2 separate regions of the Homo sapiens genome follow, and region 2 is linked to region 1. The links are chromatin loops, found by intact Hi-C in ENCODE. Cell type or tissue: ascending aorta. All regions are shown on one strand. Links, peaks and the distances in the headings refer to the core of each region. The heading gives the core; the rest is flanking DNA.

Region 1 (2,920 bases), core at 237-2,736:
GGATTAAAAATATTTGGAAAAAATTTGTGTCCATATTTAACATGCACAGACCTTTTTCGTCATTATTCCCTAAACAACATAGCCTAACAATTATTTATATAGTATTTACATTGTATCAGGTATTATGAGTAATCCAGAGATGATTTAAAGTATATGGGAGGATGTGCATAGGTTATACACAAATACTACAGCATTTTATATAAGGGAGTAGAGCATTTGAGGACTTTGATACCTGAGGGAGATTCTGGAACCAATCCCCCAATGATACTGAGGGATGACTGTATTGACTCTCTTAAATGTGGTAATTATTTTATGGGTTTTACATATATCAAAACATCAGATTGTATACCTACTGTGTTTATAGTATGCCTATTTTATTATACCTCAGTAAAGCTGGAAAAAGAAAAAAGCATACAAGGAGATAATGGCATATGACGTTATCACAGATTATATATATTTTTAATGCTAGAATTCACTTGAACTAAATGGATATCTGACTATTTTCAACTATTTTTTTAAACAGATTCATGTGCATAAAAGCCTAAGTACGGATGTGGCTCAAGGGATGTTTTAGTTATGTTATCTTCCTGTTACCAAATGGGAAACACATATCTAGAGTAAGAACGATTGAGAGGAAGATATCAGCAGACCAGGATTTCAGTTCCAATTTCCCCAAATGCATGGGGAAATTTATCTGACCATTCTAATTTTGCCACTTGTTAAAATGGCCAAAATAATACTTAACGCAGAGGACATAATGGAAAAAGGAGAAGAAATATCTAGTAAAAGTACTGTTACATTGTTTGAAAAAGGAATTATTACTATCACTACATATTCTTTTCTCCTCCCTTCTCCTTAGTTTTACCAGTCCCTGGAAATCTTTTACCATTCAGCTTCAGTTGGCATCTTTCCTATTTAAAGCAAAATGTGTTGAGTCGGCAGATTTGACTGACTTCTAAAGCCTCTAGTGACTTGAAGCTGACAAACTCTTAACTCTTTTTGGCCCAGAAACTGAAGCTAAGGGATTTGTCAGTTTCAAGTTGCTTTTGAGGCTACTGTGGCTTTTCCCCAAGCTTGGTCTTGCCATAGTGGCAGATTGATTGAAGAGTGAGTGAATTAGTGTTTATGTCTAAGCTGAAGCTTTGACTAAAGATTAGCTACCGTAAGAAGATTAGGAGGGGAGGAATGAAATGCATTCCTTCACAGATGGGGATGTTAGGATTTTCCAGAGGTGTCTATTTAGGGCGAGCCATTTTGGCTGTCTGTCAGTGCCCAGCACAGGGACTGCCCACCCATGAGACGCTTGCATAGGTGCTTCAGAAAAATAGCATCGGCATGTCCCTAAGTAACATTACTGTAGCATTATTACCAAGCATGAGGGTATAATGAGCAGCCTATGAGGCTGACAGAACATAGAGGATTATGGGCATTTGTAAAATGCCTCCCCGGTGACGACCTCTCCCTTTCTTACAGGATGGGGGAGTGCTTCAACCAGTAGTATACTGGTAAATGTTTAACAACTGGCTCTGGGGAGTGGGGAGAGCCCTGATTTTTAGTGTTTGCCAATTTCCATGGTTTAAATATTATTGCTATGGCCAATTTTAAGCTTCCAACATATTGTCAGTTGGCTCACAAAATTCCTGAAGATTTAGGTTGGCTCTCAAAAGCTGGTGAAAGCTGGCTCCAGAGCAATACTGGATCCAACAAACCAGCGGGCGAGGCCCACCCATTAAGTAAAGGATAGAGCCATTCTCTATATCTTGCTCCCAGCTCTACCCTGGACACTCAGGGCATGAAGAAATGCCTGTTACGGTTCATGAATTGCCTAAGGTAACACAAGCTCTCAGAGATAGAAATGAAACTTTAAAAATGAAAGCATGGATGTGATACTGTCTTTTTCCTTCTCATCCTTTTTGATTGGCCATCAGTGTGTCTTGTACAGTTTGAGTCATACCAAAGAAGATTTCTCAACTAGCAGGATCAAAGTTCTTTTTAAAGAGTTGATTTTTTTTTTTTTTCCGGAGCTAAAATGGTCTCCCCAGCTGCTAAGAAAAGAGGAAACTGTGGTGTTTTCTCTGGAACTTTCCCCAAGCACTCTAGTTTTCAGTGGGGTCAGTGTGATACCATTCCCTAAGAATGTTTTGGAAATTCACTGGGAAGATGTTTAATCATCCCAGTGATTTTAGGTTTCACAATGGCTTGGCTATTAACAATAGCATGCGAGAAGGCAGGAATGCTAAGGATCTTGTGGAGCATAGGACAGTCTCACACAAAGAAATGTCCTGTGTTCTGTACAACTTCAAATGTTCCCCCCAGCCATTCTTGCAGGTGAAAAAAGCCACTTACAATTTTCTAAGCTTGCAATATAACTTCATTTTACCTATGGACATGATAGGCCCTTGTACCGCCTAAACATACATGAAATTTTTTAAGAATGCAGCTGCCGTGTAAACTGAAGGGAAACTACCTGACACTTTGTTGAGAACATTATTGAGCATGACATCATGTTTAAGGGTTATCCCCCAGTTTGGAAAAGCATATCATTGCCAATAAGATGACCCAGCATTGGTAGCTGTTACACATTCAAGGTGATTTTAAGTAATAGGAATATAGTTATTAATTACCCTTTGTTTAAAAATGTCAAATATAAATTGTCTCTTAAATGCAAAGATTTATTACAAATAAATGCAAGCACGTGACTGCTTCCTTAAGTCTTTGGACGTAATTGTGTTTGAATATTTTCCTTTTGAAATACATATAATGTTATTATATTTAATTGGTTTACTATCTGCTCAGACTACTCAGAAAATCCTCAACCTCTCTCTTCTCCTTATTCCTCAGGGTCATTCATTTAAGTTCTGTTGGTTCTATTTCCTAATTTTGCCTTCTCTTGTTTATACCAATGCTACCTTAGTTCAGG
Region 2 (2,920 bases), core at 223-2,722, 58 kb after region 1:
ACATGTCTTGAATCCTTCCAATCGCATAGTTAGTTCTACCTACAAAACATGTCTTGATTTTATCCATTTCTCTTTATTGCTGCTACTATTACACTAGTCCAATAGTAGTCCCTATTCATTCTTTCCTAGACTACTGCAATATTATCCTAACTGATCTCTTTCCCTCTACTCTTGCCTCCCCAATAGCCCACTTTCCAGGTGGTAGCTAGAGGGATCATTAATTATCATTAAAAATGATAAATCAGATCATGCAACTCTAATGCCCAGACCCTCCACTAACTTCCTGTTACACTTGGAATAAAATCCGAGCACCTTATTCTTTCTTACAAACCCCTCCTTGCTTGGCTCCTTTGTACCTCTTCTTTCTCATTGTCCCTTGCTCCTCTGTTCCACATCTAGGCTCTAGCTACACTATATTTCTTTTCCTAGAACATGCCAGTCTCCTCTGTGCCTTAGCAGGCCATTACTTTTGTCTAGAGCCATTACTTTTGGCTCATGGCATGACCGGTTTCTCCTTGTCATTCAGTTCTTATCTTAGATGTTACTTCTTCAAACAGTGCTTTCCTGATCATCCAACTAGTGGCCAGCTGATAACTCTCAATTACAATGCCCTAGTTTAAATCTCTGAAGAGTGTTTGTCACTCTCTGCTATGTGTATTTGATTGGTTATCTTTTCCTACCAGAATGTAAGCTCAGTTAGAGAAGGAGACTTCAGTTGTCATTATGTCCCAGGTGCAAAACAGTCTTTCATATATAAAACACACAGAGAGAATATATGATAAATGAATAAATGAATAAGGCTAAATCAGGAAATAAGAGATCCTTACATTCATGGGTTTTACAATCTAGCAAAAAATGTACATAATCTGTTATGCTGTCAGGGTTTATGAGCGGTCGAGAAGTTAACATTTCTTAACTTCAACCTCAAAGGTCTTTCCCACAGTCTGTGAAGCCTGTTTAGTTGCTACTACGTTAAACGCACATTCTATTTCCTTTGAATTAGGTTATATCAGCCTATTAAAAAAAAGAAATAGCTCTTAAACTACACACTGATGAAAATATGATTGTACTCTCTATTATATCCAAATAAGCAATCTGTGTCCCCAAACTCTTAGTACTGCTTTTTAAACCACAAAAGCTTTGGTAGGATGTCAAATATTTTTCCAGTGTTTAATAAAATAGTAAAGAAACATTTTCTAAAAAACTCTGTAAGAGATTCTGGCCTGGGCTCAGGAGAGTTAGAATACTTAACATCTGTTTTGCCTGTAAATTTTGTCACCTCTGGATCCCTTTGTCCCTTGGTTTTCTCATCTATTAAAAAAAATTACAACAGAAATCTCTTATTTTCAGGTAACACAGGAGGCAACACAGATTCTTCAAGTCTCACAGCTACTCCCTAGGGATCACTGGGGAACTTGGAAAAAATCTATTGGCTCAGCTAGTGAGCGATCACTTCCTGTACCACTGTTCTGAGGGCGGACTTCCAGCTCAGGATCATGCGAGGGCATTTTGTAAGGTCTTATTTTTCTTAATGCTATTTTCCCCACCAGCCTGCCAGAATGTCTTAAACGTCTACCACAAGAATCGTTCCTTTGGGTTAAGAGGTTATCTCCAGGGAGACGTGTTTAAAATGAGCTCCTTGTGTAGATAACACATGAGTGCTGTTCAGCACATCTGCACGAACTGGAGTATTAGAATAGAGGTTGCCTTTCAGAAGAAAACTTGAGCTAAGGGAATGGAATATGTTATTTTCTGTTTCTTCCTTCCGTGGAGCTATTCACCCTTGAAGCAGTTACAGAGTACTTCAATAACCAAAAGCTCTGCTAGGCCGTAGGTAGAATTAGCAACAAAAAAGTAACAGCCTCTCTCTCAAGGAACTTTTGGTGTGATGGGGATGATGAGTACGTAAAAATTAACTGGGCCGGGCACTGTGGCTCATGCCTGTAATCCCAGTACTTTGAGAGGCTGAGGCGGGTGGACCACTTGAGCCCAGTTGCCATCCTGGGCAACACAGGGAGATCCCTTCTCTACAAAAAATACAAAAATTAGCCAAGTGTGGTGGCATGCTTGTAGTCCCAGCTACTCCGGAGGCTGAGGCTGGAGGATTGCTGGAGCCTGTGAGATGGAGTTTGCAGTGAGCTGAGATCATGCCACTGCACTCCAGCCTGGAAAACAGAGCTAGATCCTGTCTCAAAAAAAAAAAAAAAAAAAAAAAAGTTATCTGTATTACGAAGACAAAATGAAATAACCAGATGAGATTATAAGGACAGGAGCAACTCAGGTAGACATAGAATAGTGGGAAGAGCTTTTTGAAGGAGATGGCATTTTCCTTGAGCTTGACTGAGACTTTGGGGAGCAAGAAGACTTTTGATAGACAGGTGAGATGACAGGAATAAGTATAGGAAAGGAGAGAGAGCTTCTTAACCTGAGAGAACAGCAAAAGCAAAGGCAGAGTGAACTTTGGTGAAAATCAGAATTTGGGAAATATTTGGAGAGTGAGCTGTTCCCTGTGAATTTTTTTCATTATTGAGGTGTGATTGGCATACAATAAACTGCACCTATTTAGTGAATGCAATTTGATTAGTTATATGTATGCACCTGTGAAATCTTCACCATAGAACATTCCATTACTTCCAAAAGTTTCCTTGTGCCCCTTAGTAATTCCTTCCTCTGACCCCCTTAGGCAACCACTGATCTGCTTTCTGCCACTATAGGTTAATTTGCATTTTACAGAGTTTTCTTTAAGTGGAATGATACAGTATACTCTTTTTTGTCGTTATGATTTCTTTAACAGCATAATTATTTTGAGATTCATTTATGTCATCTGTATCAATAGTTCATTCCTTTGTATTGCTGAATAGTATTCCATTGTCTGGATATACCACGATTTATCTGTCTATTTACCTATTAGTGGGAATTT

Evidence for each region. Peaks named below come from ENCODE experiments on the same cell type or tissue, not always from the same donor. Only the 100,000 strongest peaks of a DNase experiment are listed, where the experiment ranks them.
Region 2: a loop joins it to region 1, with 2.5 times the contacts of the local background. A loop is called at or near these places in 5 of 110 quality-filtered maps.

What each region holds. Positions count from the first base shown.
Region 1 is chr12:22,728,171-22,731,090 of GRCh38, forward strand. The region is part of intron 1 of LINC02955 (long intergenic non-protein coding RNA 2955); the gene reads left to right. Among named protein-coding and RNA genes, the nearest start is that of LINC02955, 30 kb to the left of the region's middle. In ascending aorta, for the core only: no CTCF peak of the experiment used is centred there; a DNase peak (open chromatin) is centred at 1,728; H3K4me3 peaks cover 820 bases; H3K27ac peaks cover 2,317 bases.
Region 2 is chr12:22,786,210-22,789,129 of GRCh38, forward strand. All of the region lies in intron 1 of LINC02955 (long intergenic non-protein coding RNA 2955), which reads left to right. Among named protein-coding and RNA genes, the nearest start is that of LINC02955, 88 kb to the left of the region's middle. In ascending aorta, for the core only: no CTCF peak of the experiment used is centred there; DNase peaks (open chromatin) are centred at 1,492 and 1,981; H3K4me3 peaks cover 809 bases; H3K27ac peaks cover 2,500 bases.